Regions from separate parts of the Homo sapiens genome. Here region 2 is linked to region 1. The links are chromatin loops, found by intact Hi-C in ENCODE. Cell type or tissue: B cell. All regions are shown on one strand.

Region 1 (4,000 bases):
GGGGAGGCAGAAAATCCCCAAGATATCTTCAGAAACGAAGGTGGAGGGGGGCGCGCAGCCCTCACTTTCCTCAGATAAAGGAGGGACAGGGAGAGCGGCCCCCAAGAGTGCTTAGAAAAGGAGTGTATGTGCCCCAAATATTCCTCGGAAAAGGCGGTGGACCCTGGATTCTCCAAATGCTCCTTAGGGATCCCGAACTCCCATGTTTTCTTAGGAAACAGAGCTGGGGTCCCGAATCTACAACATAATCGTGATCCCGGCAATTGTCCTCAGAAAACCGGGCAGGGCAAGAAACCCCCAAACTCTCTCAGAAGAGGGGTCGGGGCAAGATTTCCGAAGATCCTCCTCAGAACGGGGGCCAGGGAAAAGAATCCCGAAGCAGAGTCTTCTCAGAACCGGGGCGCGCGCCAGAATCTCCAAGATTCTCCTGGATAGAGAGGGTCGAAGCCACAAGACGAGGCAGAAAGAGCGCGCGGCCACCGGAGCCCCTTAGAAACACTGCCAGGCCACGAAGCGCCCGGGCTCCTCAGAGGCGCCGCTCGCAGCCCGTCGTAGCTGCCCCACGCCCGCCTGGCCAAGGCCGCCTCCGGTGCATTATGGGTGGGGAGCCCCTGCAGAGCACTGCGGGGAACCCCCTGCCCAGCCAGTTGCCGGCCGCCGGGTGGCCCAGGCGATCCGCCCTCCGGGGTCCCAGGGAGCCGGCCACGAATTGACTCGTCCCCCTAGGCCCCGCCCCTCGCGGGGTTCCCGCCCCGAAGTTTAAGTCCCGCCCCCGCATGGCCTTGAGTGGCTCTGCGGCCCGCTCCCATCTACCATTGGCAGGATGCCTGTCAGTCATTCCGTCCCGCCTCCTCGGACCCGCCCCGGCCGGCGGCGCGATCCCGAGAACCAGCCGGCCCGCGCACTCACTGGTCGTCATGCGCTGTCTGTCATGAAGCTGGCCACACCTTCCATGGGGTGCGGGTCCTGGGAGTCCTGGCTGGACCTCATTGGCTTGTGGCGCCTTCACTCGGAGAGACGCGCCTCAACCCGGAAGTGTGCGAGGCGAAATCTGCCTAGCAACCGGGGAAGCCGGGCTGTGAAGCGGGCAATTTCAGTGTGAGACTGAGCCGCGAGACTGAGCTGCGGCTCCGAGCGCTGCGCGGCGGCTCCTCCCGCCCAGGGTCAGCGCCCCGGCGCGCGCACGCGCACCCCCGCCGCCCGAGCGCGCCCCGCGCCGCCCGCGCAGTCGGTCGGTCGGTCGTCTGTCCTGTCGCCGCTGCCGCCGCCGCCACAGCGGCCGCCGCGGGCGCCACCTGAGGGAGTCGCCTCCGCGGGACGCCACAAGACCTGACCGGACTGCGCCGCCCGAGGCCGTCGGCCGCCGTCAGCGAGGGCGCCGAGCAACTTCGGTGAGTAAGGGGCAGGCGCCGCTGGCGGGTCCCCGGTTTCCGGTGCCCCAGGCTCTCTGGGGCTTCCGCTTCTCCCGCACTACCTTGGCCGAGTTTACTCCCTTCTCCACAGCACTTCCCCCTCAGGGGAGCCCCTGCTCTGGGCCCCCCCGCCTCTCCAGGGGACCCCCGCCTCTCTAGGAGACCCCGTCTCTCTTAGGGACCCTCGCCTCTCTTGGGGACACACCCGCCTCTCTAGGGGCCTCCCTCCTCTCCAGGAGACCCTTGCCTCTCTAGGGGACCCCGTCTCTCTTGGGGACCCCGTCTCTCCAGGCAGGGGATCCCATCTTTCTAGCGACCCCCACCTTTCTAGGGGACTTTCTTCCCATCTAGGGGACCCTTGCCTCTCTAGGGGACTCCCATCTCTCCAGGCAGGGGACCCCGCTTCTCTAGGGGAACGCTGCCTCTCTAGAGGATCCGTGCCTTTCTAGAGGATCCCCACCTCTCTAGGGGACCCCGTCTCTCTAGGGGACCTCGTCTCTAGGGAACCCCCGTCTCTCCGAGGGGAGCCCTGTCTCTCTAGGCGACCCTGCTTCTCTGAGGGGACAACCCCTCTTATCAGGGGCTCCCCCGCCTCTCTGAGGACCCCTGCCGGAGGGAACCCCCACCTCTCTGAGGAATCCTGCCTTTGACAGGAACTAACTCCCTTCTTTGGGGATCCCCAACTCTTTGAGAATTCCCGCTTATCTGAGGGGACTCCCTTCTTCACTGAGGGTCCCTCTACTTTTCTCAGGAACCCATCCTTTTGAGGGACCCCTGCCTCCCTAGAGACCCCTTCCTATCTGAGGACCCCCGCCTCTGAGGGGAGTCCCTTTCTCTGAGGGACCCCTGCCTCTTTGAGGGGAATCCCCATCTCTCTGAGAGACCCTCTGCCTCTCTGAGGGTCCCCCGCTTTCTTTGAGGGGCCCTGGCCTCTCTAAGACCCTATCCTCACTCCTCTAAGGAGAGACCCCTGATTCTATCAGGGTGTACTTTCTCTGAGGGATCCCCCACCTTTTGTGGACCCCTGGGGAACCCCTTCTTCCCCGGGGGACCCCTCTTTTCAGAAGACATTGCTGCTTCTCGGAGGAAGCCTTGCCTCTCTGTGGGGATCTCCCCACCCCCACCTCTCTCAGCTGTGGTCCTACTTTTCTGACTTGTCCCCCTTTCTTTTTTTTTTTGAGACAGAGTCTCATTCCGTCTCCCAGGCTGGAGTGCAGTGGTGCGATCTGGGCTCACTGTAACCTCTGCCTCCTGGGTTCAAGCGACTCTTCTGCCTCAGCTTCCTGAGTAGCTGGGACTACAGGCACCCACCACCATGCCTGGCTAATTTTTGTATTTTTGTAGAGAGGGGGTTTCATCATGTTGGCCAGGCTGGTCTCGAACTTCTGAGCTCAGGTGATCCACCCGCCTCGGCCTCCCACAGTGTTGGGATTACAGGTGTGAGCCACCGTGCCTGGCCCCCGCTTTTTGATGAGTGCCTTCACTTTCCTGAGGGGGTCCCCCACTTCTTTGAAATGCCCATCTGACTGGATCGTTAGTTTTCTGAGGTATACCCCTACTTTACCAGTATCCTTCTTTTCTATTTCTTCTGGGCCCCCAAATGCTCTATGGATCCTGCAGTTTTCTGAGGGGTCCCCAGTTTCTCCAGAGGTTTTCCCCTTAACTTGAGATATCCCACTCCTGTAGGCTCCTCACATCTCTGAAGTGTGTCTCCCCTTTTCCAAGATATCCCGTCTCCCGATGGGAGACACTGTGGATCTTCTTCACTTCCCTGAGGGGTCCCTCTGAATTCCGTGGGGTTGCCTCCCACTTGCCCTCTTTCTAGAGGCTTTCCTCTTGATTTTCTAAGGGAGAAACTCTTTATTTATCCTTGGAGCACTCACATCAAGCTTCTCCTCCTTTTTTTTTTTTTTGGAGATGGAGTTTCGCTCTTGTTGCCTAGGCTGGAGTGCAATGGTGTGATCTCTGGCTCACCGCAACCTCCGCCTCCTGGGTTCAAGCAATTCTCCTGCCTCAGCCTCCTGAGCAGCTGGGATTACAGGCATGTGCCACCACACCTGGCTAATTTTGTATTTTTAGTAGAGATGGGGTTTCTCCATGTGGGTCAGGGTGGTCTCGAACTCCCAACCTCAGGTGATCCGCCGGCCTCGGCCTCCCAAAGTGCTGGGATTACAGGCGTGAACCACCGCGCCCGGCCAAGCTTCTCCTCTTTCTGTCTGTGGCACCCACTTTCCCCCAACTGTGGAGGAAGAGAGCAGAAATGTACCCCTCCTTCAGTCTTTGTTGCCACTCTAGGGGTATTCTCTGGACTTTTATTTCGGTTTCCAGGAGCCTGGAGGATTTTGTGGCTGGAGGGGAAAGTCAAAAAGCATGATTTCCTCATGTCCCTCTAAGACCTGCTAGATTTGGGGGAGCAGGAGCTGCTACTAGATGACCACCTTAGTTACTCCATTTTCCAGCCGTGAGGCCATCACAGTGTTGTCAGGCCTTTGTGAAGACAAAAGGGACAAGGGAGAAACATTGTATCCCCATTATCACACTGTCAAGCTGTGGGAGTGACCCACTTCCTGTCCCATCCCTCAGTCCTC
Region 2 (4,000 bases), 130 kb after region 1:
TTACGTGGAGACAGGCCACCCTCGCCCCACCCCTGGCTGTTCCATTCTTAAAAGATGTGGACGGCGAGGCGCTGGGGTCCACTTGCTTCCCAGCCCATCATCACAGCGACATCACGACCCGGGGACAACAAAGCTCCTTTGAGTTTGCCCATACTGGGGAGCTCAAAAGGTCCAGGCTCGAATCCTCCCGACTCCCTTTTGAGTCTTGGAGCAATAACCTCAACATGCGTGACTCTAAAATAGGGTACCCGCGCCTGCCTTCCCCGGATGGAGCGATCGCTTCTCCACTAGTCCGCAAATGGGGGCCACCGTTAGAGCCAGGTGCGAGGAACAGCGAGTTTATTGCAGGTTCCAACCGGGAACCTGGCACCCACGGCTGGTTGGGAAGGGACGCCCTCCGCGCAGAGGCTGAGAGTTCCGCGCAGGCGCAATGCTTCCGTCCCCTCTGGTCTCGCCCTCTCGGGGCCTGGTCGCAGGGAATCGCGGATGCGCATGCGCCTCCAGCTCCCGGGATCGCGGGGAACGTGGATTCCGAACAAGGGCAACTGCGGACTCCCCCGTGGGAAGAAAGGGAGGGAAGCGGAAGGGAAAAAGCGCATGTGCAGCAGCACGCGGCAGCTTCGCATATTCCCTCGAAGCGCGCCTCTTGCGCGTGCGCCGCCCTGGCCCAGTGCCCTTGGCTGCAGGAATGGCTGGAACCACCCGGCTTCTAGCCGGAGTCCCCGGCGCGCAGCCAGCAGTTGCGCGCTACCTGGCCCGCGGAGGGCCTGGCGGACGGGCTGAACTGCAGCAGCTCGGCGATCAGGGCCTTGCAGCGCTCGGACAGCTCGAGGCCTTCGGGATAGAGCACGCCGCGTTTCTGGCGCCGGGGCAGGCCGGCGATGTCCGAGTCGTCGAAGGGCATGCACCCGGTGACCATGACGTAGAGCACGACGCCCATGCTCCACACATCGTACTTCTTGGGGTCGTAGGGGATGCCCAGGAGCACCTCGGGTGACGCGTAGGCGGCTGAGCCGCAGTAGGTGGTGCTCAGGTCTGGGTAGCCATGGGCCTGGCGGCCGAAGCCGAAGTCGGTGAGCTTGACGCGGCGCTCGTCCGGGCTCAGCAGCACGTTTTCGCACTTGAGGTCGCGGTGCACCAGGTGATGATCGTGCAGGTAGCGCACGGCGCCGGCGATCTGCGCAAAGAGGTCGCGCGCCTGAACTCCGGGGATGCGCCCGTTGCGCTGCACGGCTTGCAGCAGGTCGGTGGCGGCCGCTTCCATCACGATGTACAGTTTCCCGTTGCACACCTCGATGAACTCGAAGACGTGCACGATGTGCGGGTGTCGCACGCCCCGCAGGATGGACAGCTCTCGCGGCAGGAACTTGTTGACGAAGTCCGGGGGCGCTCGCCGCCGGTCCACCACCTTGATGGCCACGGTACCCTTGTACTTCTTGGATGTGGCCACCTTCACCTTGGAGTAGCTGCCCTCTCCAATTGTGCGGCCCAGCTTATAACCGAGTTCGCTCAGAAGTTTGTCTCCCGACATGGTGGCGCCTAGGGCGCACGGGGGGCAGGAGGCGGCTGCTGTCGGGGGGCGGCCGGACTCCAATCTCGGGTCTAAGCCATGGCGCTTGGCACCTACACCCCCGCACCCCCATGTGCCCACTGCCAGACATTGGCCGCTGTTGTGCCTTTTATTGCCCCGTAACAATTTTTGCCTTGTGAAGTGACTGCGGGCGTCACTCCGCCTTAGGGTGGGGGTCCGGGACCCCGCCCCGGGGCCACCCTAGCCTCCCTGCTTTGTGACTCATAATCATCCTGAATGGTCAGTTTCCGATGAGAGGCCACTAGCAAGGGATACCCATCACCACCAGGGAGCAGAATCCGTTCCAGGGATTGGGGTGAGTCCGACTTCGAGCAGCAGCTGCCCCCCAACATCATGTACCCAGCCCGTGACTACGTGGAGCCCTGGGCTTCGCGTAGAGTCCCTAGACGGGGCGAAAACGGGAAAAGGGGCCTTAACTGGGGCACCTGGCTCCTTTGAGAGCTCGGAGTTTCTGACTGGCCTGCGCAACACCCCAGAGGCAAGGTGAACGCGAGGGCCTATAATGCAAGAACCAAGGCGAGTCACGCCCTGTCTGGGCAAAAGAGGAGTAAAGACCCCTCAGCTGCAGCCCGGCAGCGCATTCCTACCCAGGGTCCGCCGCCAGAGCTTTCCCGCGCGGTCGGATAGTTACACTACTGTCCGGGACTTCCTAGCCGTGCCGCGGACCATCTCAAGTGCTTCCGCCACACTCATCATGGCGGTGGCAGTAAGTCACTTCCGCCCGGGACCGGAAGTGTGGGATACTGCGAGTATGGCGGCGTCAAAGGTGAAGCAGGACATGCCTCCGCCGGGGGGCTATGGGCCCATCGACTACAAACGGAACTTGCCGCGTCGAGGACTGTCGGGTCAGTATCACTCTGCGCCGGGGTCTCAGAGTCTGGGCACTCGGGGCTCGGGGGCGGGGTTCCGGGGACACAGGCGGGCCTCAGTTTTCCCGGCGGTGTGACCGGAGGCGGAGCCCGGGGATCCATCATAGCTTCTGTAATAACGCTAAGTGCTGCAGTTTGTTGAGGTCTTTCCCAGCTCCTCTTCCTTCTCGTAACAGCCCAGGAAATCGGTCCCTCTAGTTATTTACGTTTTACAGTGGGTTAAACTGAGTCATAGCCTGTGCTCTGGCCCTCAGCCACCCTTGGATTTCTAAGATGGGGAAACTGAGGCCCAAAGAAGGCCGCGGCTCCCCAAGGCAAAGCTGAGGCCGCAACCCGGAACCTGGAGGGAATTTACAAGATGTTCTATGCAGTGGTTCCCTGCTGGCAGCCCCCGCCTGCATGGTGTCACAGGAATCCATATTCTTTAAATTTTCAATTTTTTTTTTTTGAGACGGAGTTTTGCTCTTGTTGCCCAGGCTGGAGTGCAATGGCGCCATCTCGGCTCACCGCAACCTCCGCCTCCTGGGTTCAAGCGATTCTCTTGCCTCAGCCTCCTGAGTAGCTGGGATTACAGGCATGTGCCACAACGCCTGGCTAACTTTGTGTTTTTAGTAGAGACGGGGTTTCTCCATGTTGGTCAGGGTGGTCTCGAACTCCCAACCTCGGATGATCCGCCCACCTCGGCCTCCCAAAGTGCTGGGATTACAGGCGTGAGCCACCATGCCCGGCGTAAAGTTTTCAAATGTTTAAGTAACACGTTAAATTTTGTTATCGGGCTCAGCACAGAAAATTGAAAAAGAGAACTTAAAAGGCGCCCATACTCAGTCCCCAGGTTAACAGACAAATAGAAACTTTTAAACGTAATCTAAGAGTGAATACATACATTTCTTTTTTTTTTTTTAAGACGGTATGGTTCTGTTGCCTGGGCTGGAGTGATTTCTTGGCAACCTCCGCCTCCTGGGCTCAAGCCATCCTCCCACCCCAGCCTCCTGAGAAGCTGGGATTACAAGCATGCGCCCAGCTTTCTGTATTTTCTATAGAGATGGGATCTCGCCATCTTGCCCAGGCTGGTCTCGAAGTCCTGGGCTCAAGTGATCCACCCACCTCGGCTTCCCAAAGTGATGGGACTATCGGCATGAGCTACCGTGCTCGGCAGAATGCATGTCTCTTAACAAATCAAACTTTACATTTAAATTACATGTTATGCACATTATTCCTCAATTTTAACACACACACAAAAATGAGCATGGTAATTAAAAACGTAATAATTCAGACAGTAGAAAAATCAGTGTGAGGTGAAAAGTCCTCCCCAGCCCCTTCTTGGTTTTTTTATTTTTTATTTCTACTTTTTGTAGAGACAGGGTGCAGCTATGTTGACCAGGCTGGTCTCAAACTCCTGGGCTCAAGTGATCCTCCAGCCTCAGCCTCCCAAAGTGCTGGAATTACAGGCATGAGCCACCGCGGCCAACCTCCTCTTGTTTTTCTTGTATCCCAGAACTGAGATTGGCAGACTTTTTCTATAAAAGGGACAGATGACAAG

The links. Peaks named below come from ENCODE experiments on the same cell type or tissue, not always from the same donor. Only the 100,000 strongest peaks of a DNase experiment are listed, where the experiment ranks them.
Region 2: a loop joins it to region 1, with 19 times the contacts of the local background. A loop is called at or near these places in 2 of 110 quality-filtered maps.

Annotation. Positions count from the first base shown.
Region 1 is chr19:19,384,748-19,388,747 of GRCh38, forward strand. LOC124904656 (a long non-coding RNA gene) reads right to left here and starts at 1,390. Exons shown (of 2, transcript XR_007067163.1): 1 at 910-1,390. It also overlaps a transcript of GATAD2A not described here. RefSeq lists silencers at 500-839, 1,180-1,319. In B cell, CTCF peaks have their summits at 2,076 and 2,298; DNase peaks (open chromatin) are centred at 904 and 1,894; H3K4me3 peaks cover 2,448 bases; H3K27ac peaks cover 2,412 bases.
Region 2 is chr19:19,513,897-19,517,896 of GRCh38, forward strand. TSSK6 (testis specific serine kinase 6) reads right to left here and starts at 1,652. Exons shown (of 1, transcript NM_032037.4): 1 at 323-1,652. The coding sequence starts at 1,531. The coding sequence ends at 710. It overlaps NDUFA13 (NADH:ubiquinone oxidoreductase subunit A13), which reads left to right and starts at 2,329. Exons shown (of 5, transcript NM_015965.7): 1 at 2,329-2,436. The coding sequence starts at 2,343. RefSeq lists a silencer at 1,898-2,017 and an enhancer at 2,228-2,507. In B cell, no CTCF peak of the experiment used is centred here; DNase peaks (open chromatin) are centred at 441, 750, 1,301 and 2,295; H3K4me3 peaks cover 1,712 bases; H3K27ac peaks cover 1,266 bases.